Linked DNA regions of Homo sapiens: region 2 is linked to region 1. Evidence: chromatin loops called from intact Hi-C (ENCODE). Cell type or tissue: chondrocyte. All regions are shown on one strand. Links, peaks and the distances in the headings refer to the core of each region. The heading gives the core; the rest is flanking DNA.

Region 1 (15,518 bases), core at 3,654-11,653:
TTTTTTTTTTTTGAGATGGAGTTTCACTCTTGTTGCCCAGGCTGGAGTGCAATGGTGCGATCTCGGCTCACCACAACCTCCGCCTCCCAGATTCAAGTGATTTTCCTGCCTCAGCCTCCCGAGTAGCTAGGATTACAGGTATGTGCAACCACACCCAGCTAATTGTGTATTTTTAGTAGAGACGGGGTTTCTCTATGTTGGTCTGGCTGGTCTCGAACTCCCGACCTCAGGTGATGTGCCTGCCTCAGCCTCCCAAAGTGCTGTGATTACAGGCCTGAGCCACCGTGCCCAGCTAATCATCATGCTGCTTTTTGGGCCAACACTTTTCACAGCTTTCCACAGTTCTTACAAACCTGGTCAACTCCCTACCTTCCTCACCATTCCTGTCATTTACGTCATTCAGTATTTTTTTCCTCTTCCAAACACACTGTACTTCTCTCACTACCCTGGACACATCCACCTTTTCAACCTCAGGGCTTCTGTACCAACTGTTCTCGGAAGCATTCTTTCCCTCCTGTCACCCATCCCTCAGATATTAGTTAAAATGTCACTTCCATGGGATGCCTTCCTTGACCTGCATCCCAGCATCCTCCATTTCTCCCCCCAACACAAAGGCCAAACTTTACTTCATAGGTTCTTGTCATACTTAACTTTTAGCAGTTAACACAGATATAAATGACCTCTTCATGGCTGGCTGAGTCTCTTTCAATGTGACATATCATCTATGAGACTAGCAACAGTCTCTCTTTATACCAGTCTGTGGCCCAGGGGTTGGCGACCCCTGATGTAGGGCAGTTGCATTTATTACCAGCACACCTATGTTGTATAGTGCCTGGCATAAACCAGGTAGCCAATAAAAAGCTATTGATTAAATGCAGGACTTATAAGGTAAGGTTTATTTTTTCTCTTAAAGGAGAAAAAAATGCTTTAGGTAAAGGTAACATGCTGTACCTGTGTCAGATGCAAATAAGACCTCAGGAATCTGCCTGAAGAAACTTAAAATAAAAGATCCCTTCATCAAAAGGTCACTTGTTGGATGGTTGTAACAAGTTAGGAATGGGTGCACCACCTGTACCAGCTCAGTGAGATACATGTTCCCTATCACATAACAAACACGTGTCTGCCCACTTCTCCTTTTTCTTCTTTCTTTTTAATTTCTTGATACTAAAAGGCAAAGAAGACATTTCTTATAGATGGCTTGAGCTTTTGAATAATTTTCAAATGAAATGTACACCTAAATTTTAAGAGCTTTGTAGTTTATGTTTGCTTTAGTGATGCTTTATCTGTTTGACTTGTAAGCATAACATTCATGGAAAGAGGCTTTTGATAGGAACCAAGCTGGGACTTTTACAATGGCTTAAGTCCATCAGAGTAGATCTTATGCTACGTAAGAGCATCAGAACTCCTTTCATTGCCTGATTTTTCAACTTAGAGTCTGAATTTCTGATGAGAAATAAAATGGTATCTAGAAAACCCCAGAGAATGATATTCCATATATCAGTGAGCATCCATGGCATTTTTAAAAGTATCACACATCCAGCAAATCCCTTGAAAAACAAGACACCCTAATATGCTACCAGTTTAGCCATATTTTTTTTTTGAGACGGAGTTTCACTCTTGTTGCCCAGGCTGGAGTGCAATGGCGCAATCTTGGCTCACCGCAACCTCCACCTCCAGGGTTCAAGCGATTCTCCTGCCTCAGCCTCCCGAGTAGCTGGGATTACAGGCATGCACCACCATGCCCAGCTAATTTTGTATTTTTAGTAGAGACAGGGTTTCTCCATATTGGTCAGGCTGGTCTCAAACTCCCGACCTCAGATGATCTGCCCGCCTAGGCCTCCCAAAGTGTTGGGATTACAGGCATGAGCCAACATGCCCGGCCAGCTGTATTTTCAAGAATGATAAGACAGTGTAACTTTATTTACCTGAAATGGAGCACAGGATCCTTTAGAAGGAATTCATACCCATTCCTGCAAAAGTTCTGTGGCAATTGAATGTAGCACTGAACTAAGCATCTTTTTGTTTTTTCAAAGAGGTTTTAGCCAAGACTTTGGCCTCTAATTTCAGATTCCCTAATTAAAATATGGCTTCAAAACTATACCTGCCTACTTGAAAAAACACAAAATCTAGAGGATGCTTTTCATGAGTGTGAAAAAATGAAAACAAAATCACATCCTTCTCTTGGCAGTTCTCTCCCTCACCTTCCACTTCTATTAAACTTCCTTCAGAATAATCGTGCACAGATTCAGAGACAACTACATATGTAAGGAAAAATAAACCCTTTCACGCACCTGTAGCCTCAGCTACCTGGGAGGCTGAGGCAGGAGAATCGCTTGAACCCGGGAGGCGGAGGTTGCAGTGAGCCGAGATCGTGCCACTGCACTCCAGCCTGGGCGACAGAGTGAGACTCCGTCTCAGAAACAAACAAACAACAAAACAAAACAAACCCTCTCAAATATATGTGGGTATACTGGAAACTCTGTCTTGGCAGAAATCATTTTAAGGTTTTTAAAGACAGAAATGTCTTACTATTTCAGCATTCTTATCCAACAGGCACTTTGTTTCCATTGACTTAGAAAGGGCTAAGCTTAAACTCTTAAGAACGAAGGTTTAATTTTCCGTTAATAAAAATCCCAGACAGGTGCTCTGACTTACCAAATCGTTATATTTTTTATTCACCCTTCTATGTCTCTCCGCTACCACGATCATGACCACCCACAAAAGAAGAAGAAAATCCCTCCGATGTTCCCCAAATGTGTGCTGGTGCTAGCCCGGAAGCTGTGTAGAGTTTTGTAATGGAATGTGAATTGCCACCCGGATCTGGGTTCTATCTCCTAACCAGTAAGCAGAGAGGGAGGACAAATCGGCTAAGCAAGGAAAATTTCTTTCCTCTTCTACATAACCTCTCACTAATGCAGAGCTGAGGAGGGTCGCCAGCGGCCCATGGCGCTTGCCAAGCGGCCCGCTGGCCAGTGCGTTCTGCGCTGGGTGGGATCCCGGTGCCCTCCAGGGCTCCTCTCTGCCTGGAAAGGAAAGTGCCCCGCCGAGCAGTGGGATCAGCCGCCACGCCCCGGCCTCACACTTGGCCAGGGAGTGGGTCACATCCTCGATGCGCCCTTGGCCCAGAAAACATGCCGCTTCCTAGGGAGGGGGTCGGTGAGGGGAAGAACCTCCCCTGTGTCTTAGCAAACATCAGGGTAGCAGTTTTCTTTCTTTTTTTTTTATCTTTACTTATTTATTTTTTTATTATTATTATACTTTAAGTTTTAGGGTACACGTGCACAACGTGCAGGTTTGTTACATATGTATACATGTGCCATGTTGGTGTGCTGTACCCATTAACTCGTCATTTACATTAGGCATATCTCCTAATGCTATCCCTCCTCCCTCCCCCTACCCCACAACAGACCCTGGTGTGTCATGTTCCCCTTCCTGTGTCCATGTGGTCTCATTGTTCAATTCCCACCTATGAGTGAGAACATGCGGTGTTTGGTTTCTTGTCCTTGTGATAGTTTGCTGAGAATGATGGTTTCCAGCTTCATCCATGTCCCTACAAAGGACATGAACTCATCTTTTTTTATGGCTGCATAGTATTCCATGGTGTATATGTGCGACATTTTCTTAATCCAGTCTGTCATTGTTGGACATTTGGGTTGGTTCCAAGTCTTTGCTATTATGAATAGTGCCACAATAAACATACGTGTGCATGTGTCTTTATAGCAGCATGATTTATAATCCTTTGGGTATATACCCAGTAATGGGATGGCTGGGTTAAATGGTATTTCTACTTCTAGATCCCTGAGGAATCGCCACACCGACTTCCACAATAGTTGAACTAGTTTACAGTCCCACCAACAGTGTAAAAGTGTTCCTATTTCTCCACATCCTCTCCAGCAAGTCAATCCTAAGCCAAAAGAACAAAGCTAGAGGCATCACGCTACCTGACTTCAAACTATACTGCAAGGCTACAGTAATCAAAACAGCATGGTACTGGTACCAAACAGAGATATAGGCCAATGGAACAGAACAGAGCCCTCAAAAATAATGCCGCATATCTACAACTATCTGATCTTTGACAAATCTGACAAAAAGAAGAAATGGGGAAAGGATTCCCTATTTAATAAATGGTGCTGAGAAAACTGGCTAGTCATATGTAGAAAGCTGAAACTGGATCCCTTCCTTACACCTTATACAAAAATTAATTCAAGATGGATTAAAGACTTACATGTTAGACCTAAAACCATAAAAACCCTAGAAGAAAACCTAGGCAATACCATTCAGGACATAGGCATGGGCAAGAACTTCATGTCTAAAACACCAAAAGCAATGGCAACAAAAGCCAAAATTGACAAATGGGATTAATTAAACTAAAGAGCCTGTGCACAGCAAAGGAAACCACCATCAGAGTGAACAGGCAACCTACAGAATGGGAGGAAATTTTTGCAACCTACTCATCTGACAAAGGGCTAATATCCAGAAACTACAATGAACTCAAACAAATTTACAAGAAAAAAACAAACAACCCCATGAAAAAGTGGGCGAAGGATATGAACAGACACTTCTCAAAAGAAGACATTTATGCAGCCAAAAAACACATGAAAAAATGCTCATCATCACTGGCCATCAGAGAAATGCAAATCAAAACCACAATGAGATACCATCTCACACCAGTTAGAATGGCGATCATTAAAAAGTCAGGAAACAACAGGGTAGCAGTTTTCTAAGAGAGGCGAGTGGGGAGGGGGCGAGGGGGCCCCGGCAGAGGCTGTTGCTAGGGGCAGAGGTAGCAACACTAGACTGTGGGCCAGTATGAGAGGAGGAAGGGAAGCCCCAGAACTAGCGACAAATTGTTCCAGTAGGGCCGGGGGCAGTGGCTCAAACCTCTAATCCCAGGACTTTGGGAGGCTGAGGCGGGCGGATCACTTGAGGTCAGGAGTTTGAGCCTGGCCAACATGGTGAAACTCCGTCTCTATTAAAAATACAAGAATTAGCCGGGCGTGGTGGGTGCCTGTACTCCCAGCTACAGGAGCCTGAGGCAGAAGAATCTCTCGAACCCGGGAGGCAGAGGCTGCAGCGAGCCAAGATCGTGCCACTGCACTCCAGCCTGGGTGACAGAGCGATACTCCATCTCAAAAAAAAAAAAAAAAAAATTGTTCCAGTGGGAGAAGGACCCCTGTCTTTTTTTCTGGGTTCACAATCGCACCAGGCACCAAGCCCCCCACCTTGTGCAAGGATGGTGCACTCCACACCGACAGTTTTCAGTAAAACATGTACCCCGCCAATGGAATTTCAAGGAACAATAGGTGCCCCCATGACCAGGCCCTGGCCCCCTTCTTTCCTGGGCACCTTAGATGGTAGTAGGACACACCACAGCTGCCAGCTAGGAAAGGGCCAGGGTGCAGGGCTGCTTGCTGCCCCCTTGATGCCAGTGTCCTCTGCCCAGGAGGATCAAAGTCCTCAGAGCAGAGCACAGCAGATGCTCCTACCAAGCACCCTCGGGAGGGCACCCCAGGAAACCACCTCCTAGCTGGCACCCCCATACTTTGTGGCTGCAGTGGAAAGCAGGCACCCTAGTCTCCAGGCTTCCCTGTTAGGGAGGGACTGGAAAGAACATGAGAAAAGTTCCTCCTTCTGCAAGGGGAAGGATGCCAGGAAAGAGAGGGCACAAGATGGGGAGCAGCGTCAGGAAGATGTCTCTGGACTACAAGACTTGCACCATCGAATCCTGGCGGTGTTACAGAAAAATAAATTCGGCCGGGCGCGGTGGCTCAGGCCTGTAATCCTAGCACTCTGGGAGGCCGAGGCGGGCGGATCATGAGGTCAGGAGATCCAGACCATCCTGGCTAACACAGCGAAACCCCATCTCTACTAAAAAATACAAAAATCAGCCGGGTGTAGTGGCGGGCGCCTGTAGTCCCAGCTACTCAGGAGGCTGAGGCAGGAGAATGGCTTGAACCCGGGAGGCGGAGCTTGCAGTGAGCTGAGATCGGGCCACTGCACTCCAGTACTCCAGCCTGGGCGACAGAGCAAGACTCTGTCTCAATAAATAAATAAATAAATAAATAAATAAATAAATAAATAAATAAATAATAAATATAAATTCACCCTAGTATTCTGGGAGGCCAGAAAGCCCCTACTTCAACTGAGGGACACAATGACGTTTTGGGTCCCCTGGAATTAACGTCAGCTCAGAGCCAGTGTCCAGTAGTCCCCAAAATGTCTGATCATTTTCCTTTCCCCACTACACAATTACCCTGGTAAAAGGACGGAGGTCTGCTTGGGGAAGGATGGGTAAAAGATTCACTACGTAAATTGTCAGTAATGTAGTGGGGTCCTTCCTCAAGACAATCTGGCCTCCCCTTCCTTCATTCAAGGGGTTCTGGGTCTGTAAACTGGCTCAAGTCTGGAAATTGATTGAGGTGCCATGATTCTCTGTTTTTATAATTTAAATTAGTCTTTTGTCCATTCAACCTAGAAGTTTTCTCCTTATATAAATTAAGTAGGAATGCAGTAGGCATCCTATCAGTTTCATCTCTAGGAACACCGCGATTAATTAGCCAATGCCAGAGCTCTGCACAAGTGAGACTATTCTGACTGCCACTTTGCCTCTGCTGTCCATTATGGTAACTACACCCACCTTGCCTTTGATGGCTGAGTGCCACCACTTGGCCCCTGCCACCTTGGGATCCAATGATTCCCACTGAATTTAAATTTTGTAGCTGAGTGACCGCATTTCCCACCATTAGATCTGACATACAGAGAAGAGCAATTACAGGGCTCTTCAAAGATGCGGGTGCTGCCCCCACACACCTATCACAAACAATATCAGAAGGCATTGGTCAGGGGTATATCTTCTGGACCTTCCCAGCTGGGATGAGTAGGTCTAAAGTGACTAATCCACTCCACCATCCCAATCTCTCTAGGCCTTTGGATACCTTCCTCTACATTAAACCAAGGGAGATCAAGCATTTTCAGCTCACTCACAGAGGGCCATCTTTTAATCCATATTTCAGCTAACCAAGCAAATAAACTGTTAGAAACTTTTTCAACTCCCCAAGCTGCAACATTAAAAGCAGAGTCCCTACTTAGTAGGCCCAAATCAGTAAATTCAGCCTTATCCAACTCTATGTTCCTTCCACCATTATCCCTTACCCTTAATATCCATTCCCATGCCCATTCTCCAGATTTCTGTTTATATAAATTAGAGAGCTCAAACAGTTCTTTTTGAGTGTAGCATACCTTCTCAGGGTCACACTCTGAACCCCACCTCTAGGGCCCACAGGGACTTTAGTCTAGTTATAGGTCTAGAAGCAAATGGGATGTTGGGGGTGGCTCCTGTGGAGAATCAACGTTATCTTGCCTGGCAACTGCCTCAGGGGAGGCCATCTAGAGGAACAGAATATTCTCAGGCAACCCAGGGTTTATCTCCTCAGACAAAGGTGGAAAGGCTGATGGCATGGGTTGGGAAGGGGATGTTGCCACTCCTGGGGATGGGGAAGCTGTTCCTTCTGGTAAAACAGGTTCATCAGAGTTTAAAAATTCGGTGTCCGCAGCTTCATCAGGGTACTCCCACACATCCCTCTTCCAAGTTTCAGGATCTCATTCTTCTCCAATCAATGCCCTCACTTTAATAGTAGACACCTGGAGAGGCTGTGCATGCATCTTCCATTGCAGGTCAGCCACTTGCATGGTAAAAGCTTGTGTCTGTTTTTCCACAATTTCAGCTCTTTCTCTACATCAGATAAGACTCTCATTCAGGGCAATCTTAGCAGATTTGAGGCTCCGTATTTGCTTCTGAAGCCAGGAGATGGCATCCCTGATGTCGTCATTTTCTTTCATCACTTTGTCTGCTGAACTTAGGAGCAACCAACAAGCTTCACTATGTTCCATGGTTCTCCACATATGGTCAAAGGTATTATGTGTAGAGTCACTAAACTTCTTGCCCCTCACAAGCAGTAAATCAGGAGCATCAAATGCATTTATTTTGCATAACTCTCTAAACAGTTCATGCCAAGGACTATCAGTGTTCTTCATACTATTAGAAGTAGACTCCTTAGCATTTTGGGGTCTAATCATATTAAGCAGCCAACTCCAGAAACCCCAAAACCAATAAAAGAACTCCATCCTTAATATTCTGTTAGAACCAATACTGGTACCAAAATCTGTATTAGAGTTCTCTAGGGGGGCAGAACTAACAGACTATATATATATATACACACACACACACATATATATAAATATAAAATATTATATATATAAAATAAACTCCCATATATATGGGAGTTAGTTTATTATTAACTTACATGATCACAAGGTCCAACAACAGGCTGTCAGCAAGCTGAGGAGCAAGGAGAGCCAGTCCGAGTCCCAAAACTGAAGAACTTGGAATCCGATGTTTGAGGGCAGGAAGCATCTAGCACAAGAGAAAGATGTCAGCTGGAAGGCTAGGCCAGTCTCGCCTTTTCACATTTTTCTACCTGCTTTATATTCACTGGCAGGTGATTAGATGGTGCCCGCCAGATTAAGGGTGGGTCTGCCTTTCCCAGCCTACTGACTCAAATGTTAATCTCCTTTGGCAACACCCTCACAGACACACCCAGAATCAATACTTTGCATTCTTCAGTATAATCAAGTTGACATGCAGTATTAACCATCACACCAGGCAAAAGAGTAACATCACCTAGGTGCAGGTTCCACCCTTATTTCACAATGTTCCATGTGGGCAAGGCCCAAGCAGAAAGTCACATCACCTAGGTGATAGGCCCAGAGATATGTCACAACGTCCTCCTTGAAACATGGCCCTGGCAAAAGAGTACCAACACTTGTGTGCTTGATCTAGCAGTATGTCACAATGCCCTCTCTAGGCAGGCCCTAAGAAGGAGGGTCACATAAACTGGGTGCTGGACCCAGCAATGTGACAGACTAATACATGTGGAATAAACACAGATGAGGCATGAGAGCCCAAACACCTAAAGGATGGGTCTAAGACAGGCTAAAATACCTTCTGTGGCTCTGGAACAGGCAGGAGAGTCACATCATCAGGGTGCTGGGCCCAGCAATATGCCATAATTCCATCTTAATTCAGGACTTAGGCAGAAGAGTAACATCATTTGGGTTCTGGGCCCTGCAATAGATCAAAATTTCCCCTTGTGTGCATGATTCAGAAAAATGAGGATAGTCATATTACCTAAGGGCTGGGCTCAGAAATATGTCACAATCCCCGCATTGTAAAGATCCAGGCAAGAGAAGAAAGTCATATCAGTTATGTCATGGGCTCAGAGATGTGTTCCAATTTCCCCAGTATGCAGGCTTGAGGTAGAAAAAAAGAATCTTATCACCTAGGTGCTTCCCTATGTATTTGTCACAGTCTAACATGTGGGCAGAAACTGGGCAGAAGAACCACATAAACTGAGTGCTGGGTCCTGAGATATGTCATAAGGCTCCCTTAAAACAAAACCCAGGCAAGAGGGTTACATCACCTAGGTGCAGGTTCCACCCGTATGTCACAATGCTCCATGTGGTCAGGACCCAAGAAGAAAGTCACATCACCTAGGTGATAGGCCCAGAGATGTGTCACAATGTCCTATGTGAAGCATGGCCCTGGCAAAAAAGTACCATCACCTGTGAGCATGGCCTAGCAATATGTCAGTATCCCCACCCATATGCAGGGCCCATTCCAGAGAGGAGAGTCATGTCAACTAAGTGGTGGACACAGTGACATATCACAGTAATTTCTGTGGTCATGGTGCATGCAAGAATGTAACATCACCTGGGTGCTTGATCCAGATATATGTCACAATCCTTAGTGAGAGCAGGCCCCAGGCAGAGTAGTCACATCACAAGAGGTTAGCCCAGATAGACATCACAGTCCCATATATGGGCTGGAAACAATCTGGAGAGTCAAATCACACAGGTCCTTGGCAAAGATATATATCACAATCACACTGGCAGAGAATTCCAGGGATGAGATTTGCAATGCCACATATGTCCTGTTTTCATGTGTGAGAGTTGGCTTCATACATGTGAGACAGTGACAGTTCTTACTGTCAGCTGGGTGTGCATATGAGACTCAGAATTTCACTTGTGTGCTGGGCCATGTTATGACACTCTCTGTACAACACAGGTCTTTATATAACATGTGTGAGTATTGTAATCTTCTGTGACCTTTATACTAGAAGGAGATTGAGGACATTACTAGTGTCCCTAAACCTAGTCATGAGAGTAAAAATTTCTCTTATTGGCTGGGTCCACATATGAGAGTTATTATCATGCCTGTGAGCTGTACCTAGCTATATGTCACAATCCCCTCTGTGGTTTTGACAGGGAGCCCAGCCACATCACCTAAATGCTTTTCCAGAAATATTCCAATATTCTCCTTGTAGGCAGTGTCCTGAGAGAAAAGTCACAAAACTTGGGGACTAGGCCCAGCTCTATGGCACAATGCCCCTTTTGGGCACGCCCAGGCAGGAGAGTAGAGTCATATCACATAAACGATGGGCCTAGAGATATTTCACAATGTCTCCTGTAAACACCACCCAAGCAAAAGAGTCGTATTGTTTGGTTGCAGTGCTGAGAAATGCTACAATGCTGACTGAAGGCAGGGTCCAGGCAAAAGGGGGGGACATGTAACCTAGATAATGGGTCCAGAGATGTGTCACAATCCCTTCTGAGGACATTGTTAAGAAAGGAGAGTCAAACTATCAAAGTGCTTGGCCCAGGTATATGTAAAAATCTGTCAAACTTATGCTTTGATTCAGCAAATTCGAAACACTTTTTTTTTGTAGAAATTATGAAGTTACGTATTGTGAAAACACTTTGTGATGTCCTGTTTTACATCACAGAATTGAACTTCATTTTAATGAAACATGTTCCAAATGCTCTTTCTGCAGAAACTATGATGCGACCTTTCTGAACTTATTGAGCTTTTATAGGAATATATCAATATCTAGCCCTTAATAATAGAAACAAACTATCTGTGAAAATGCTTTGTAATGTGCAGTTTTACATCACAAAAGGGAAACTCTGTTTTGATTCAACAAGTTCTAAACACACTTTTCCTGGAATCTAAAAAGTAAAGTTTCCAAAGCTATTGAGCCTTTATTAGAAAATATAAATATTCAGCCCTAAAAACAACAAAAAAAACTATCTGTAAAAACGCTTTCTGATGTGTGGTTTTCTATCACAGAATTTAAACTGTGTTTTGATGAAAAAGGTTCCAAACACTCTTTTTGTAGAATCTAAAAAGTGGCATTCCAAATTTGAGTCCTTAAAAGAAAATATGAATATCCAGTCCTAAAACTTAGAAACAAGCTATCTGTAAAAATGCTTTGTGATGTGCTGTTTTATTTCACATGATTAAACCCGCATTTTGATGAAACAAGTGCAAAACAATCTTTTTGTAGAATCTTAGTAGTGACATTTCCAAACTTATTTAGGCTTTATGAGAAAATTCAAATATTCAGCCCTAAAAACTATGAACAACGTATCTGTGAAAATGCTTAGGGATTTGCTGTTGTATATCACAGAACTGATCCTGCATTTTTATAAAACAGTGTTCAAAACATTGTTTTTGTAGAGTCTAAAAAGTTACATTTCTGAGCCTACTGGGCCCTTATAAGAATATGCAAATATTCAGTCCCAAGAACTACAAAAAAGCCATCTGTGAAAATGCTTTGTCGTGTGCTGTTTTATATCACAATATGGTACATGCGTTCTGATTCAACAAGTTACAAACATTCTTCTTGTAAAATCTGAGAAGTGACATTTCTTACCCCATTGAGCCCTTATGGGAAAATATGAATATCTAGCCATAAAAACTAGAAACAAGCTATCTGTGAAAATGCTTTGTGATGTGCTGTTTTATATTACAGAATACAACCTGTGTTTTGATTCAACAAGTTCAAAACACTCTTTTGTAGACTCTAGGAAGTGTTATTTCTGAAGCCATTGAGCCCCTATAAGAAAATACAAAAATCATGCCTTAAAAACTAGAAACAGGCCGGGCGCAGTGGCTCACGCCTGTAATCCCAGCACTTTGGGAGGCTGAGGCGGGTGGATCACAAGGTCAGGAGATCGAGACCATACTGGCTAACGTGGTGAAACTAAAAAATACAAAAAATTAGCTGGACATGGTGGCGGGCACCTGTAATGCCAGCTACTTGGGAGGCTGAGGCAAGAGAATGGCATGAACCCAGGAGGCGGAGCTTGCAGTGAGCTGAGGTCACGCCACTGCACTCCAGCCTGGGTGACAGAGTGAGACTCCATCTCAAAAAAAAAAAAAAAAAACTATCTGTGAAAATGATTTGTGATATGCTGTTTTATATCATTGAATTGAATCAGTGTTTCTATGAATAGGTTTCAAATGATCTTTTTTTAAAATGTAAGAAGTGACATTACTGAACCTATTGAACTCTTATAGGAACATAAGAGTACCCAGTCCTAAAAACTAAAACTAGAAACAAGCTTCTGTAAAAACGCTTTGTGATGAGCTGTTTTATGTCACAGAATGGAAGCTTTGTTTTGATTCAACAAGTTCAAAACACTCTGTGTGGAATCTAAGTAGTGCTATTTGTGAATCTATTAAGACCTAACAAGAAAGTACAAATATCCACCCAAAATCCTAGAAACAAGTTATTTGTGAAAACACTTTGTGTTGTGCTGTTTTATATTACAGCATTGAACCTGTGTTTTGATTCAGCAACTTTCAGTCTATTTGTAGGATCTAAAATGTTGTGTTTCTGAACCTATTGAGCATTATGAAAAAATACAAATATCCAGTTCTAAAAACCAGAAACAAGCTGTACATAAAAACGCCTTGTAATGTGCTGTTTTACATCACAGAAAAGAACCTGTGTTTTTATTCAACGAGTTCAAAATACTCTTCTGTAGAATCTAAGAGGTGACATTTCCAAACCTATTGAACCCCTATAAGAAAATTAGAATATCAAGCCCTAAAACCTAGAAACAAGCTATTTGTAAAAATGCTTTTGATGCACTGTTTTATATCCCCAAGTTGAATCAGTGTTTTAATGAAATAGGTTCCAAACACTCTTTTTTTTAGAATTGAAAGAGTGACATTACTGAGCCTACTTAGCTCTTATAGGAACATAAGAAGATCCAGTCCTAAAAAATGGGAACAAGCTATCTGTAAAAATGCTTTGTGATGTGCTGTTTTATATGACAGAATGGAGCCTGTATTTTGGTTCAACAAGTTTGAAACACTCTTTTTGTAGAATCTAAGTGGTACCATTTCCAAACTTAATAAGACCTTATTAAAAAGTACATATATACACATGAAAAACTAGAAACAAGCTATATGTGAAAACGTTTTGTGATCTGCGGTTCTGTCTCACAGATTGAACATGCATTTTGATGAAACATGTTTGAAACACTCTTTTTGGGGATTCTAGGAATTGACGTATCTGAATCTATTGAGCACTTATAGGAACATAAAAATACCCAACCCTGAAAACTAGAAACAAGCTATCTGTGAAAACACTTTATAATGTGCTGTTCTATATCACAAAATGAAATCTTTGTTTTTATTCAACAAGGATGAAACACCCTTTTTATAGAATCTAAAAGTGATGTTTCCAAACTATTGAGTCCTTATAAGAAAATATGAATTTCCAGTCCTAAAAACTAGAAACAATCTATCTGTAAAAATACTTTGTAATGTGCTGTTCTGCATCACAGAATTGAACCTGCATTTTCGTGAAACAGATTACAAACACTCTTTGTGTAGATGCCAACGAGTGACATTTCCAAGCCTATTGAGCCCTTATAGAAACATATGAATACGCAGCCCTAAAAACTTGAAACAACCTACTTGTGAAAATACTTTGTGATGTGCTGTTTTATATCATGAAATTGAAACTGCATCTTGATTAAATAGGTTTCAAACACTCTTTTTGTGGAATCTAAGCAGTGACATTTCCAAGACTAATGAGCACTTCTAGGACCATACAAATATCCAGTTTTATAAATTAGAAACAAGACATCTGTGAAAATGCTTTGGGATGTGCTATTTTATATCCAAGAATTCAACCTGCATTTTGATGAAACAGGTTCCAAATAATCTTTTTGTAGAATCTAAGAAGTGACGTTTCCCTGCCTAGTGAGCCCTTATAAAAATATACAAATATCGTCTTAAAAATTAGAAACAGGCTATCTGTGAAAACTCTTTGTGATGTGCTGTTTTATATCACAGAATTGAACCTGTGTTTTAATGAAACAGGTTCCAAGCAAAAATTACATAGAATCTAAAAGTGACATTTCCTTGCCTATTGAGTTTTTATGAGAACATACGAATATCCAGCTCTACAAACTAGAAACAAGCCCTCTATGAAAACATTTTGTGATGTGCTCTTTTTAAACACAGCATTGAACGTGCATTTTGATGAAACAGGTTCCAAACACTCTTTTCGTAGATGCTAAAAAGTGACATTTCCAAGCCCAATGAGCCCTTATAGGAACACATGAATATTCAGTCCTAAAATCTAGAAACAACCTATTTGTGAAAACCTTTTGTGATTTGCTGCTTTATATCACCAAATGGATCCTCCATTTTGATAAAATATGTTCCAAACACTCTCTTTGCACGATCAAAGAAGTGACATTTCCAAGCCTATTAAGCCCTTATAGGAACAAGTGAATATTCAGTCCTAAAAACTAGAAAAAAGCTATTTGTGAAAATGCTTTGTGATGTGCTGTTTTATATTTCAGAAGCGAACCTGCATTTTGATGAAACAGGTTCCAAACACTCTTTTGGTAGAAATTAAAAATGGCATTTCTGAGCCTATTGAGCCCTTATAGGAACATAAAAATATCCAGTCCTAAAAACTAGAAACAATCTATCTGTGAAAACAATTTCTGATGTGCTATTTTATAGCACAGCATCTAACTTGTGTTTTGACAAATCAGGTTCCAAACAGCCTTTCTGTAGAATCTTAGAAGTGACATTACTGAGCCTATTGAGCCCCTGTAGTAATATATTAATATCCAGTTCTATAAACTAGAAACAAGCTATATGTAAAAATGCTTCGTGATGTGGTATTTATGTCACAGAATGGAACCTGTGTTTTGATTCAACAAGTTCAAAACACTCTTTTTGTGAAATCTAAGAAGTGACGGTTCCAAACCTATTGAGTGTTTGGAAGAAAATAGGTATATCCAGCTTTAAAAACTAGAAACAAGCTATCTGTGAGAACACTGTGTGATGTGCTGTATTATGTCACAGAATGGAACCCGTGTTTTGATTCAACAAGTTTGAAAGTCTTTTTGTAGAATCTAATATGTGATGTTACTAAATCTATTGAGCCCTTATAAGAAAATACAAATATCCAGTCCTAAAAAGTAGAAACAAGCTATCTGTGAAAACGCTTGTGTTCTGCTGTTTTGTTTCAACGAATGTAACCTTTTTTTATTCAACAAGTTTAAAATACTTTTTTGTAGAATCTATGAAGTGATGATTAGGAACGTATTGAGCTCATATAATAAAATACAAATATCCAGCCCTA
Region 2 (15,518 bases), core at 4,187-12,186, 50 kb after region 1:
ACCCAGGGTATAGTCAGGGCCTCCTAGGAAGATTGCTAAGATCCCTCGGCAGATCTTTCATTGTTACAGGCCCATCTGGCACTCAGTGTCATGGGCCATTTCTGCTGCTTTCTGAAGCCCCCTGGAAGTCTTAGTGTTGCCAGGCCAAGACCCTGACTGCCTCTTTGTGTCCCAATGGATCCCCCACACATAATCCAGGGCACTGACTTCTTTCCCAGGAGAGGGCCACACCCACTCCACTGCACCAGGGCATGTCTGGACAATATGTGTGTCTTTGTTATAAAAGAATTTTTTTGTTTTTTGAGATGGAGTCTTGCTCTGTCACCCAGGGGGGAGTGCAGTGACGTGATTTCAGCTCACTGCAACCTGCAACCTGCACCTCCCAGGTTCGAGTGATTTTCCTGCCTCAGCCTCCCAAGCAGCTGGTATTACAGGTGTGTGCCACCACACCCAGCTAACTTTTTTTTTTTTTTGTATTTTTAGTCGAGACAGGGTTTCACCATGTTGGCCAGGCTGGTTTCGAACTCCTGACCTCAGGTGATCCACCCGCCTCAGCCTCCAAAAGTGCTGGGATTACACATGTGAGCCACTGTGCCCAGTTGAGAAAAAAAAAAAATTTTAACTTGACATATAACTGAATTATGAAAATGTCAGCTTTATGGGTAGATACACATGCAAATATGTGCAAAAATGCTAATCATGTGAGAAGATGAACATTTCTACATTGTATTTAATGATTTCATAGGGTTGCTATTTTACCCTTTCCTGTCTTTATATGTTCAATGGGAAAATCCTCAGTGAAGACTCCTCAGTATGACAGACAAAATGTTGTGCAATCTAATCACTGATAGATGCAGTGACGTAACTTCTGGTTTTCATTCGGAGCTCTCACAGCTAGGATTAAAAACTCTTAGTTGCAAACTCACATGATGAGGAATTATAGTATGCTGTCCTCTTCTGCACATTTGTCTGCCATCATAATTTTTTCAACTTGCCAAGGGAAAAAGTGGGAAATTGTTTCCCTCAGACCTACTCATCTCCCTTCCATAGGTTTTCAGGTTGTGTATTGTCCAGATTGCTTAGAAGCTCATGATCACAGAGGTCATGATTGTCAAGAGAAAGCTTTGTTGCAGGATTAAGTGAAGGTGTTTACCACTCAGGGCCTACGGTTCCTCCAGAGGCAGGATGAACTTAAAAATCATTCCTGAATCCAGAAAGTAATGACAGAAGTCAGGGACTACCCACAGGAGAAAGAAAAATGCTCCCTTTTGCTTTCCAAGTGGTCACTGCTTATTCTGGCATTAATCATGCTTCTGACCATGATGTGTTTCTTACTCATCTTTCTCGGTATTCCACTGATTGTGCATCTAAGGAAAAGAGGCCTGGATGAGAGTGGTAAGAGAACAACTGCATCCTTCCATAGCTGATGCCTTGGTGAGCTTTGAAGCACACTGAGCAGAGTCTGAAACTCTTCCTCACTATGGGGTAAGCTGTGTCAAATTCGACTCCCATGGAAATGGCACCAGGTTCAAGGTGTCAAAGAGACTCAGAGCCAGTGAATGAGATGAGGTTTTACTGGGGACTTACATAGAGAGGAGAAGGTCCAGTATCAGTGGGATTAGCAGGATAACAATGCCCACTTGCAAAAATTATGCAGTTTGTATAGCATTTTTATTTAGCACTTTTTTTCTGAACAACCTTTCACCTGTCAGACTTCATTTAACAAAAAAGGAATGGCCTCAATCCCCTGTGTGGCCTGTGTTCCACGCCACAGGATGGGACAGACCAGGGCTAAGATGTTCCTCATAAATAAAAAATAATCACCAGATTGGCCCCTACTAGACTTTTTAGCTTAAAACTGAACATTCAGAAGCATTTTTTTATACATGGTCAGTCTCCAGGTATGCCCAAGTCAAGTTAATACTGTCAGTTGCATCCATCATTACAGGCTGGTTCAGGCACTAGAGGTTCTTCTTCCTGAGACTCTAGATTCAAAAAGTTTTTGCTTTTTCTTCAATCATGGGGTTGACAGTTTACTAAAAGGCCTGATGTGTGTGCACATTGCTGGTACAGTTGTCTAAGTTAATGAGATGGCTTCACAGTTGGTAGGGCCTGTTCCTGTTACAGGTGTGACTGGGTGTGTACAGGCTGCTGACGTGCCTCTTCTCTAGACTTTCACTGGACCATAACATTCTGGGGCCCCAGTTCCACCATTTTCCAAGGTGGGACATGCTGAGCCAGACCCTGGAATTGTGGTTCAAGGTGACCAGGCTGAGGCTGCTCTTTAAAAGGCAGAACTGCCAGGTCTGTGTCTTATTTTCCTCGTCATTCTAATGTATCTTTTGGTATGGAGACCAGAGTAGAGTCTGCGACAGCCCTCCTGCTAGGGTTGGTACTATTTATACATGACTCTTAAGTGTCAAGGTAGGTTGAGAGATCTCTCTTCCTGGCACAGCCTGAGTAGGCTAGAGCACTGTGACCCTTAAAGCTTGGTTCATACAGTCTTCAGAGGAATTTCAAAAACCATAGGATGTGGGGGGCAGAGAAAGAGCTGGTACAAATGACAAGTTGCAGGTGAAATAATTGGAGTCAGGAAGAGAATGGGACCTGCTTGGGACAGTACACACACTGCCTGGGTGCAGCTGAACAGTCAAGCCAGTTCTCTGATTTGGGCCTTGTGCAGTGGGATTAACAGGCCCACTTCGGCTCTGGCCTGGGTGCTGAACACTTTGGGTAGGCTTACCACACGACTGGTTGCTTCTATGCCTACACTCACAAGAGAGATCTTCTTCTCTAAAGGCAAGCCCAGGGAGATCTGAGGCTCATGGGAGAAAGTGAAGAAAAAAGGTGATGCCTTAGCTCAGTGTTTTGCCCCTCCTGGCTTGTGGCTTTGGGGGCTCACATTGCTCATCAGAAAAAATGGGCAATGAAAGCCTCTCAGTGACTGGCTGCTCATCCCTTTTACCAGGCCACTGCACAGTGCTCACTCTGCAGCTCCAGGTACAGCCTGTGCTTCAAAAAGCTGGGGGATCTCTGGGCTGAGTTCAGGGCCCTGAGAGGGTTCTCCCCCTCAGGGACTCCTCCTGTCTACCCCGCTGTGCCCACCTGACAGCTCACCATGTATGCTGTATGCTACCCTTATTGCATGCTCTTTCCAAGCCCAGGTGGCCTGACCATCTTTCCTTCAGTGTACAGCCTCAGGCAGGTGCCACCCAGGTTTTCTCCTAGAATGTGATCTCAGGGGATTGCAGTAGCACATTCCGCTCTAACTTATTGACTAGTTAATCAATGGGTCACTTAATGTGCCAAGATGGGTGTGGGCCTTGACACTCTTGATCTCCTTCCTCTAGTGGGGCTGCATTGGCGGTTGCCATCCTGATTTCTTGGTGGAAAAAGCTAGCAGGTGAGGCAGGACTCAAGGGCCAGGGACAGGACAGAGCACCTTGGCTGGCCTCACCCAGGGCCCTCTGAGGCTCCTGCAGGCAGGAGGACTCCATGGAGCCCCAGACCCCTTTTCTAGGATGGTGCCCACAGCCCCTTCCTGGACCTTCAAGAAGGGCCTACTCTTTCTGCAACCTGTACCTACTGGTCTCTGGAAGATGAGCATTCATTTCTCTTTGTGGACATGGCCTTCTGCTTCATTTCCATAAGAAATGCCTAGGGAATCCTGGGCCTGTGCTGGAGGTTCTCTAAGTGCCAAAGTCAGTAAGAGTCTCAAGAATATAATTAATAGTATTTTCTGCACATTACTATCTCAGGGTTACTTTTGCCCAAAAATGTGTAAAAACAAATATTAAGATTTTTATCCTTTACATTACCTTAATTAGGTCATCATACAAACCTTTTATTTTCCTCCCAATCATTGAATTTTTGTTTTCTTCTTTGTTCAAATTGTTACCTGCTTTAGAGGCAAAAACTTAAAAAAAAAATGCTACACAAATACTAACAGGTAACAGCAATTTATTTAAAATGTAATTAGATTTCTTAAATAAGTAAATAATTTAAGTAAACTTAGTTTATATTACTTGTATAAATTATTTTACATATTATCCTCAATCTTAAAAAAATTTAGCTAGGTATGCAATTCAAAATTGATAGATTTTTTTAAAAATAGGCAACTTAAAAACATTTTATTGGACAAGTTGGGTAATATTAATTCTCAAATATTTTATCTTAGAAATCAACACACTTGACAATTGATATTCATAGTATCTATGAAAGTGACATTCTGAATGTGCTTTTATACTTGCCAAAAATTTAAGAGAAAAAAATCTATTCTGGCCTTCAGTAGTAAAACTTAAAGATTAAAGAAATAAGATTAAATTTACTGGCTAAATTACCCACAAAAACTGAAATAGATTCATTTACTTGCTCTTTATCTTTCAGCATCTGATAATGAACAGATTTTAAGACGTTCAGAATCTGCTTCAGCATAGAAATAAGGCCAAACAGCTCTTGTGAAAGATCATTAAAATATACAGAACAAACCTATTATTTATATTACTTTAAAAAATCACCCAATTCATAGTCCAAAAGAATACCAATCTTACTGGATTTTACTACTGGCAGAAGGTGGGTTTTCTTAGGACCTGATGCAGCATAACCACTCTATATATCATCCAATTGCCCCCAAATCAACCCAGAACTGAAGGCTGATCCTGCCAGGTCCTAAGAAGACAATCTTGACACACACCTAATTTTCATTTAGGCTTGTTTCCCACCTCTACCTTCCAGTAATGTCTGTCAGAACTACACTTCTGAGAGCCCAGGAAAGCAGGGCAGAAATAAAATCTCCTTGGGTTATAACATATGTTTGGTTTTGTTCTTCCATCACACAGCTTTTCTATCCTCGGAGACAATAAGTTGAGGATGTGCTGTGTCAAGATCTAAAATCAAGGACAGGCGCGGTGGCTCACATGTGCATTCCCAGCACTTTGGAAGGCTGAGGTGGGTGGATCATGAGGTCAGGAGATCAAGACCATCCTAGCTAACATGGTGAAACCCCATCCCTACTAAAAATACAAAAAATTAGCTGGGCCTGGTGGCAGGTGCCTGTAGTCTCAGCTATTTGGGAGGGTGAGGCAGGAGAATTGCTTGAACCTGGGAGGTGGAGGCTGCAGCGAGCCAAGATCACACCACTGCACACCAGCTTGGGTGACAGAGCAAGAGTCCATCTCAAAAAAAGAAAAAAAAAAAAAGATCTAGAATTAAATCTACTTGAAATGGCTTGATAGTTCTGTCTAAGCCAGAATATAGAGAAGGAAGACTAAAACCATATTTTATTAATCTATATGAAAAGAGTTCAGGGCATTTTAGGTTTCGATACCTGTGGTGCATACTCTTAACCTGTGTCAGCAATTCCAGGTTTGACTGCATAGAATTGGCCTCTGCCTCCCCCAGTAGATGTTTAAATGTAGAAACATAATCTGAAAATTTTACAAGGTTTTCACTTAGTTTTGCTAAAATGTCCATCTCTTCATCTTGTTTCAATTGTGAGTCAATTGTGTGGCATGGGTACAATTATGCTCTCTTCATATGCAGAATTAATGTCATTTTTTTTACTATAGATATTTTCCATTTTTCACCTGAGACCACAGGCCAATTTCAAAAAGAATATTTACTTCTAATTATGTAGCTTCTATTACATAGCTAGTATTGTCTTTGTTTACTTCATGTATATGCCAAAAAGACCTCATGACTTATGAAACGTTCAACTGTTTACTTAAATTGGCCCAATAAATTTAATAAACTCAATTATGTCAATTTTATAAAGTAAAATGAACAGTAACTAAACAAAAACTGGATTCAATAGCATTCTCTAATTGAAACAAAATATAAAATACACTAAATAACATACAATACACGCACTGTGAAATTACTCACGTGAAAATTATTTTGTGAACACCATTAAATTTTATCAAAGTCACTTTCATAATCTCTGAGGTGATTATACAAAGAATGTTTTATGAAAAGAAAATTATGTCTATGGTGAGCAACAGGCAAACAGACAAACAACAAAAAAAGAATTTGCACAAGATGATTCTAAGCCAGGAGCAATAACATTTTAGATAAATGAATTTAATACACAGCAGAGAAAATAGATTTGCTTTCAAAATCTCTGAAGTTTCTGGTTTGCTGGTAAGTGATCAACACTTGTAAAATTATCTGTTCATTCTAATATTTTTCTTTTCTTCTCAAAGTAGGTACACAACCATAAACAAATATGATTACTTTCTCTATAAATCTGTTACACCTGAAGTTTATTTTACAGTGATATATCTATATATTTAAATCCATGTAAACCAAAACTAAAGGTCTGTATGTGTTTAGCAGACCAGAGAAGTCATATGTTCAACAGAAAAAAGTAGGATAAAATTTTATAAATAGTTGTTCAGAATTCAGAAACATATAGCTCCAATTATACTCATAATCTTCATTACAACCATCATAATAATCTGTAGTTACAAGTAAACAAAAATGTAAGTTGTAGAAACCATATTCTCTAAATTATTTTAAGTTAAAGACCACTGACAAAGGGATCACTAGAGATGTTAGTCCACTGTCACCCAATAGTATATTGTTACCTACAACCTTGGGTAAGATGGGATAAGTTAACATCAGTGGCAAGATACACATTCAATGTAAAATAGCCTTAACACAATAACAATAATTTTGGTTTATTAAAACAAATTAAGTTCACACATTGTCATTAAAAAGGCATTTTGAAATTCACTGTATTTTAATTACCTTAATTTGCAAATGGTAAGGCAATTTCCTTCTAAAATTCAAATTGTTTCTCTTACTAAGCAGATTATTATCCTGATCACTTACCACACTCCTATCATCCTGTCACTTACGATACTGCTGTAAACTAATAAGTGGCCTTTCCACTTAGAATTTCTTCGTGTGTCTTAGGTTTCAGTTTACTTAATCCTCCATGGAAAAGTATATAAATCTGTCCATCTAATATAGAAGAACCTCTCACAACTCTGGTGCAACCACTGACCATGTTCTTTCACATAAATTCTAGAAATGAAGACACAGCATCAAATGTAAGAGTTAAATTATATTGAAATTTGCTTTTGAAAAATATTGAATCCTTTTAATATAAAAAAGTAGGTTCCCTTTAGAGAAAAGTGATCGAGATTGCTGACTAGAAGCAGCTAGACTGTGCAGTTCTCATAGACAGGAATGCAAGGTATACATAAATACAGCACCTGCAACTGAAACATCCAGGTACTTGCATTGGGAATAATCAAAGAAACAATCTATGGAGAATGGAGTAAAGCAAGGCAGGACAATGGGCCACCTGGGAACAACATGGAGCCAAGGGAACCTCCCCACCCAGTAAAGCAGTGAGTGCATGTGTGACCCTAGAAACCCATGATTCTCCCACAGATCTCTGCAACCTTCAGGTGAGGAGATACCCTCATGAACCCACTTCACCAAGGCCTTCAGTTTAACACACAGAGCTACATGGAGTCTCAGCAGATAAGCCACTTAGGCCTGCGCAGATTCAAGAGCCTTAGATACTGGCTTTCCAGGCTTCCCAGAAAAAGTAGCTGCAACTCGAGCAAAGCAGGTTACACCCCTGAACATACCCATAGGAAAGAGGCAGAATCCAGGGGGCTGATAGTGATGGTCTGTAGGACCCACTTCAACAATGCCTCACGTGGTAAGACCTACTGGCTTAGATTCCAGCCAACCATTGGTAGCAGCACTGCACCTCCCTGGGATGGAGCTACCAGAAAGAGGAGTGGGCCACCATCTTTGCTGCTTGAGCAACTTAGCCATTCCAGCCTTCAGGCTTTGAAGAGCCCAAGCTGACCGGGGGGCGGAAAGGATCTCCTAGCACAGTACAGGTGCTCTAAAAAGACATGGCCAGACTGCCTGTTAAAGCAGGTCCCCCGTTTCATTCCTTCTCACTGGAAAGTACTTCCCAATGAGGGTCTCCAGCTACCACCACCAGCGCTCTTTGGTTGATGGAGTTTTGAAACCTCTTTGGGATACAGTTCCTAGAGGGAGGAGTGAGCTGCCATTTTTGCTGTTTGTGTGAGTTAGCTGTTCCAGCCTTCTGGCTTTGGAGAATCCAAATAAACTGGGGGTGGAAGTGGTACCTCTGAATAGCAGAGCTGTCCTGCAAAAATATGGCTAGACTGCTTTCTTAAGTGGGTCCCCAATCATGTTTTCCTCACTGGGTAGGACCTTCAACAGGGGCTTCCAGCTACCTCCTACAGGTGCTTTTGGGCTGGCAACAGGTCTATACCTCCCTGGGATGGCGCTCCCAGAGAAAAGGGCATGCTGCCATTGTTGCTGTTTTGCAGCATTCAGTGGTGATAACTTCCAGTACTGGAAAATCTGAGGTGACTAGAAACTGTAGTGGACACCCAGCATACTGCAGCAGCCCTTCAGAAGTGGTCGGACTGTTACGTGAGTGCCTGTTCTCATATATTCTCACGAGGCAGGTTCTCCAGGCCCGGGCCACTAGCCAATCATTGCCAGAGCTATTGAGCCAGTAGCAGCTTAGCAACTCCCTGGACAGAGCCTCCAGGGGCCTCTGCAGTACAACTGTCCTTGCTACCCTCAGACTAATAAAAAATCCCAAACCCTAAGTGCCTTATTCACACCTCAAACTGCAGTTTACCCAAGGAGAGGAAGCCAGCCCATCCTCCATGGGTCCCACAAACTACCCACTGCTCCTCAGCAGACAGTAAACCCCTAACTTGGCCAAAAGTAAAGATCTTCCATCCTGGGCTGGCTGCACTGAGTAATTGCTGACCTACATCTCTCTGAGATGCAGCCCCCAGAAGACAAGCAAAGAGATAATGCAGCAAGCCAGCTCATGTGGTGGCCAGAGGGTTTGGTGCAAGAGCATCTGTAGTAAAGTGTGGCCAGTGATGGCCATTTCTCTAGGCTCAACTGTCTCCCATAAGAGACTTTAGCCCTACGGGAACTGTTGGGCCTAATTTCTGCAGGATGGTCTTGCAAATCAGAAGAAGCTGGTCCAACTGAGCACTCCTTGGTCTGCTGGCCTCTCCCAGGGACCCAGTCTGGCCACAGCTGCTTACAGGGCAGTCTCAGGTACCCTGGAAGCTCATACCAGAGCATCTGCACTGGAGGGACATGCCTGACTCATGAAGAGCTCCAGCAAAGCAGCCCCTATGACTGCACCAGCCCACATTTCTTCCCCATACTGCAGCTTCCCGTGACACCATGGCAACTCCTGATATTTCTTTGCTGGCACATGTCTGCAAAGGCAGGTTTGGCTTTGCTTGCCCCACCAGCAAATGGGAATGCAATATGCCCCGCCACCCCCAGCAACTGCCATTGTAGATGAAACTTTGGTGGGCAGAGAGCCAGAAAACTCCACCCCTGCCTTTGTGCTAACACTGTGCAGAGAACAGGGTAACCTCCCACACTCTGAACAATCACTCTTTCTTGGGGGGCACAGAGAAGGCATCAAAACCTTTACTGGCCAGTATCCTGCCCCAAGCCAACACCACCTTTAGTGCAACAGCACACAGCCTCCAGCAGGTATCCCCCACTCCCTTCCCAGCTGCTTTGCTCCTGCCACTGAGGTGAGTACCCAAAGACAGGCAGAAATCCCATATCCACTAGCACTCTGCTCCAGCTATGGCACCTTCATCCCACAAACTCGCAAACTCCAAATCTCAAGGAGCCAGAGAACACAGTTGGGGCTCAAAACAAGTCCCCCGGAGTTAGAGTATGCAGCCTCTGAGTTGTGAGCTGAGCATTGCCCACCCACCACCACCACCAAACAAAACAAAACAAAACAAAACAAAACAAAAAAAACCTCCCAGGAACAAAGCCTGTTGGCTGCATCCATCTTATACCACAATCAAATACTCAAGACCATCAAATAGGATTAAAAAAAAAAAAGCCCAAAGGTCAGCAACCTCAAAGATATGCCCACAAAGATAAGACACAATCAGTGCAAAGATAAAAACACAAAAAGCCAGAGTGACTTCTTTCATCCAAATGACCAAATTACATTTCCAGCAAGGCCTAAGATGACAGAAGTAGAATTCAGAATATGGGTAGAAACAAACTTCACTGAGTTACAAAAGTAATTTGCAACCCAATGCAAGGGAGGAAAAAAAATTGCAGGAACTGACGGAAAAAACAGCCAGTCTGGAGAAAAAATGTGGCCAACCTGATAGAACTGAAAAACACAATACAAAACCTTTATAATGTAATCACATATATTAACAGCAGAATAGGCCAAGCAGAGGAAAGAATCTCAGGGCCTCAAGACTGGCTTTCTGAAATCAGACAGACAAGAACAGTGAAAAAAGAATAAAGAGGAATGAACAAAACCTCTAAGAAATATGGGATTATGTAAAGAAACCAAATCTATGATGCAAGAGATTGCCTGAAAGTGATGGGGAGAATGAAAACAACTTGAAATACGTATTTCAGGATAACATCCATGAGAACTTCCCCAACCTAGAGAGGCCAACATTCAAATGCAGGAAATGTGGAGAACCCCAGTAAGATACCCCAGGAGAAGGTCATCCTCAAGACACATAATCATGAGATTCTCCAGGGTCAAAATGAAAGAAAAAATATGTTAAAGGCAGCTAGAGAGAAAGGCCAGGTCACCTCTAAAAAGAAGCTCATCAGGAAAACAACAAATCTTTCAGCTGAAATCCTACAAGTCAAAAGAGATTATAGGGGCCAATATTCAACATTCTTAAAAAAAGAATTCCAACACAGAATTTCATATCTGACCAAGGTAAGCTTCAGAAGTAAAAAATATATATGATCCTATTCAGACAAGCAAATGCTGAGAAAATGTTACCACAGGATCTGTCTTAAAAGAGCTTCTGAAGAAAGCATTAAATAAGAAAAAGACTATTACCAGTCACTACAAAAGCACACTAAAGTATACAAACTGTGGACACTATAAAGCAACCACAGAAACAAATGTGCAAAATAGCCAGCTAAGATCCTAATAACAGAATCCAATCCACACATATGAATACTAACCTTAAATGTAAATGGGCTAAATACCCAAATTAAAGCACAGATGGCAAGCTGAAAAAAGAATCAAGATCTAATGGTATGCTTTAATCAAGACACCCATCTCAAATAAGCTCAAAATAAAGGGAAAAAGAAAAGCCTACCAAGCAAATAGAAAACAGGAAAAGAAGCAGGGGTTGCAATCCTAGTTTCTGACAAAACAGACTTGAAATTAACATAGATTTAAAAAAAAAGGGCATTACATAATAGCAAAGGGCTATATATGTACCCAACATATAAGCAACCAGATTATAAAGTAAGTTCTTAGAGACCCTCTAAGATGATAAATGTTCTTCCACTGTCATTACATTTATACTGCATTTGTTCAGTATTAAATTTCAGATGTTGAACACAGTATGAGGACTTGGTAAAGGCTTTTCCACATTTTTAACACTTGTGGAGCTTCTCTCTAGTATGAATTCTCTTATGTCTGATGAGGTGTGAGAACCAGCTCGATGCTTTGCCACATTCTTCACATTTGTAGGGTTTCTCTCCAGTGTGAATTCTCTTATGATTAGTCAGGTCTGAGAAGCACTTAAAGGTTTTGCTGCATTCTTCACATTTGTAAGGTCTCTCTTCCATATGAATTCTCTTGTGGTTAAAAAGGGTTGAGGAGCGGGTAAAGGCTTTGCCACATTCTTCACAGATGTAGGGTTTCTCTCCAGTATGAATTCTCTTATGTTTACTAAGGGCCGAGAACCACTTAAAAGCTTTTCCACATTCATTACATGTGTAGGGTTTGTCTCCAGTATGAATTATCTTATGTTTAGCAAGGTCTGAGAACCACCTATAGGCTTTGTTACATTCTTCACATTTGTAGGGTTTCTCTCCAGTATGAATTCTCTTATGATTAGTAAGGTCTGAGAAGCACTTAAAGGCTTTGCCACATTCTTCACATTTGTAGGGTCTGTCTCCAGTATGATTTCTCTTGTGTTTAACAAGGGTTGAGGAGCAGGTAAAAGTTTTGCCACATCCTTCACATTTGTAAGGTTTCTCTCCAGTATGAACTCTCTTATGTTCAGTAAGGTTTGAAAACTTTTTAAACGCTTTGCCACATTCTTCACATTTGTAGCATCTCTCTACAGTATGAATTTTCTTATGTCTAGTAAAATCTGAGAACAACCTACAGTCTTTGCCACATTCTTCACATTTGTGGCATTTCTCTCTGCTAAAAATGTCTTTATGTTCAGTGAAGATTGAGCACAACTGAAAACCTCTGCCACATTTATTACATTGACAGGTTTTGCTATGGGTAGCTGACAAACATTGATGAAGGCCATTATAACTGCTTTTCTGCCCCTTGCAATTACCCACACTTTGGTAGTCTTTCTTTAAATGTAAATTATTAAGGTCACAGCTTCCATATTTTCTCAGAATCACTTTTTGAAATGAATCTTTTATGTCATGATCCGGCAATATCTCTGCAGTAAAATGAAAAGAACCAGCTGGAGAAAAAAAATAAAATTCTCCCTCATTAGACTCAGGTGAATATACTTCACAAATATATAATTATACAAAGCAATTAATAAAACGATAATAAAATACCACAGGCTCTATATTCTTATAGACATATAAACCTAACAGAAATATACTGACCAAAATGCCTTTGTGAGAAGTCTAAGAACCAGTTAAGCATTTGCGGCACACCAAGTGAGCAAAACGCCAAGAACCACATAGAAGTGTAATAAAAGTATTTCATATTTACCCACCACAGCCATTCTTCATCCTATGATGACTCTAACTATAGACTCCAAACTCCTGTCTACCCCCTCCAAAAATAAATAAAATAGTGGCACATGTGTCCATGCTTCTGGCTTATTGAGACCTTACCAAAGACTAATTTCTATATTCCATGACAGTGTTGAAAGGAAAGGTGGTATGCACTGACAGTTTCGGACAGCTGAGACCAAAGGTAAATGACTGTTACAAGAGAAGAAAGACTTCAGTATCATAGACAGACAATGGGTATAGCAAGTGACTAAGGGATCTCAATAAGAAACATAGGGAATGGCCAGGAGTGGTGGCTCACACCTGTAATCCCAGCACTTTGGGAGGCTGAGGCAGGCGGACCACCTGAGGTCAGATGTTCAAGACCAGACAGGCCAACATGGTGAAACCTTGTCTCAACTAAAAATACAAAAATTAGCAGGGCGTGGTGGCAGGTGCCTGTAATCCCAGCTACTTGGGAGGCTGAGGCAGAAGAAAGGAGAATCGCTTGAACTCAGGAGGTGGAGGTTGCAATGAGCCAAGCTTGTAACATTGCACTCCAGTCTGGGCAACAAGAGTAACACTCAAAAAAAAAAAAAAAAAAAAAAAAGGCGAACATTTTTTAACTAAAAAACACACAAGCTCAGAGAAAACATCCATAGAACAGGCTTGAGAGACTCCAAGACTCCCTAGCCTAAAAAATTGGTATCATATTCCCTCAGACAAAAGTCACTTAATACAGATTTTGACATGTGGCTTTTTATTATACAAATTGCAACATTACAACATAAACAAAACATCAAGATAATATGGCTCAAAGAAAAAAAAGAATATCCAGAAATCAATTATTAAAAAAAGGAGATGTAAAAATTATGTGAGACAATTTGAATTAAAGTCTTGATCTATTTTTTAAAAGAAAAAAATAAATTACCCTAGAAAATCAAAATTACATCTCAATGATGCTCAATGAGTAAAATGGAAATTAAAAAAACAAAATGAAATAACAAAAATGAAACCAACAAAAAGATAAAAAGCACAGAAAGAAATAAAAATTGTGTAGTAGAACTACAAAAAAAGACTAATATGCACTTCAACATTAGTAAAAAATATAAGAAAATCAAGAAGCTCAGCAAACTTCAACTAAGATAACACAAAGAGATTTCTAACAAGACATAACACAAGCAATGTTTTAAAAGTCGCAGACAAGAAGAGAATCTGGAATTCAGGAAGAAGAAAGAGACGTGTTATTTATATGCATGCTTCTGCAAGATTACGAGTAAATTTAAGAACATAAATCTTTCAGGCAAGAAGGGAACAGGATGACATAGTTAAAGCACTGGAAAAAAAAAAAGTCTAAGCAAGAATACTATATCCAGCAAAAGTATCTTCCAAAATGAAAAAAAAAATCTAACTATATCATGACATATATCAAGATCTACATCAAGATCTAACTATATCATGTCTTCAAGAGATTCACTTTAGATCTAATAAAAAAAAAAGACAAAATGGCAGGATGAAAAATACATTTTATGCAAGTGTTAACCAAATGAGAGAAGAGGCAACAATTTATTAAGTTGAAAATGGTCATATTTCATATAATTTACTTTAAGTCAAAATTCACAAGAGACAAAGTAGGACATTCAATTATAATAAGAGGGTTCATTCACTGAGAACCTATAAATACAAGACAGTTTTCCCAAACACATAAAGCAAACATTGACGGAACTGAAGCAAAAATAGACAGCAATATAATAATGGAAGGAAACATCAACATCCCACTTTCACTAATACATAAAGCAAGACAGAATATCAATGAGGGAACAAAAAACTTGAATGTACTATAAAATAATTACACCTAACAAATGTATACAGACAGCAGAATACACATTCTTTTCAATAGCTCATGAAACATTTTCCTAGATGGATGACCTGTGACACCACAAAACAAGTCTTAACAATTTTTTTAATTGAAATTTTACGGACAATTATTTATGGTCCAAATGGAATGAAACTAGAAATCAGTAACAGAAGAAAAGCTGAAAAATTCAAAAAACATAAAAATTAAACAACACACCTTTTTTTTTTTTTTTTTTTTAAGATGGAGTATTGCTCTGTCACCAGGCTGGAGTGCAGTGGCACGATCTCGGCTCACTGCAACCTCCACCTCCTGGGTTCATGTGATTCCCCTGCCTCAGCCTCCTCTCCTGAGTAGCTGGGACTACAGACATGCACCACCACGCCCAGCTAATTTTTTGTATTTTAGTAGAGACAAGGTTTCACCATGTTGGCCAGGATGGTCTCGATCTCCTTACCTTATGATGTGCCCACCTCGGCCTCCCAAAGTGCTGGGATGACAGGCATGAGCCACCGCACCCAACCAACAACACACTTTTGAGCATGCTCTTTTTCAAGGGTTGGAAGACATAACATTGTGAAGATGTCCATGCTGCTTAAAGTGACCCACACATTCAACACACCCTTTTCAATTTTCAATTTTACTTTTCCTGGCCGGGCACAGTGGTTCACGCCTGTAATCCCAGCACTTTGGGAGGCCGAGGCGGGCAGATCATGAGATCAGGAGATCGAGACCATCCTGGCTAACATGGTGAAACCCCGTCTCTACTAGAAAAAAAAAAATTAGCCAGGCGCGGTGGCGAGCAACTATAGCCCCAGCTACTCTGGAGGCGTCGGCAGAAGAATGGTGTGAACCAGGGAGGCAGAGCTTGCAGTGAGCCGAGATCGCGCCACTGCACTCCAGCCTGGGTGAC

Evidence for each region. Hi-C counts contacts between places; a loop is a spot of excess contacts. Peaks named below come from ENCODE experiments on the same cell type or tissue, not always from the same donor. Only the 100,000 strongest peaks of a DNase experiment are listed, where the experiment ranks them.
Region 2: a loop joins it to region 1, with 8 times the contacts of the local background. A loop is called at or near these places in 4 of 110 quality-filtered maps.

What each region holds. Positions count from the first base shown.
Region 1 is chr7:64,394,864-64,410,381 of GRCh38, reverse strand. LOC105375324 (a long non-coding RNA gene) reads right to left here and starts at 9,477. Exons shown (of 3, transcript XR_927599.2): 1 at 9,002-9,477; 2 at 8,304-8,413. In chondrocyte, for the core only: no CTCF peak of the experiment used is centred there; no DNase peak of the experiment used is centred there.
Region 2 is chr7:64,345,060-64,360,577 of GRCh38, reverse strand. ZNF736 (zinc finger protein 736) reads right to left here. Exons shown (of 4, transcript NM_001170905.3): 4 at 3,944-12,488. The coding sequence ends at 11,431. It also overlaps the pseudogene TRIM60P18. Among named protein-coding and RNA genes, the nearest start is that of ZNF736, 39 kb to the right of the region's middle. In chondrocyte, for the core only: no CTCF peak of the experiment used is centred there; no DNase peak of the experiment used is centred there.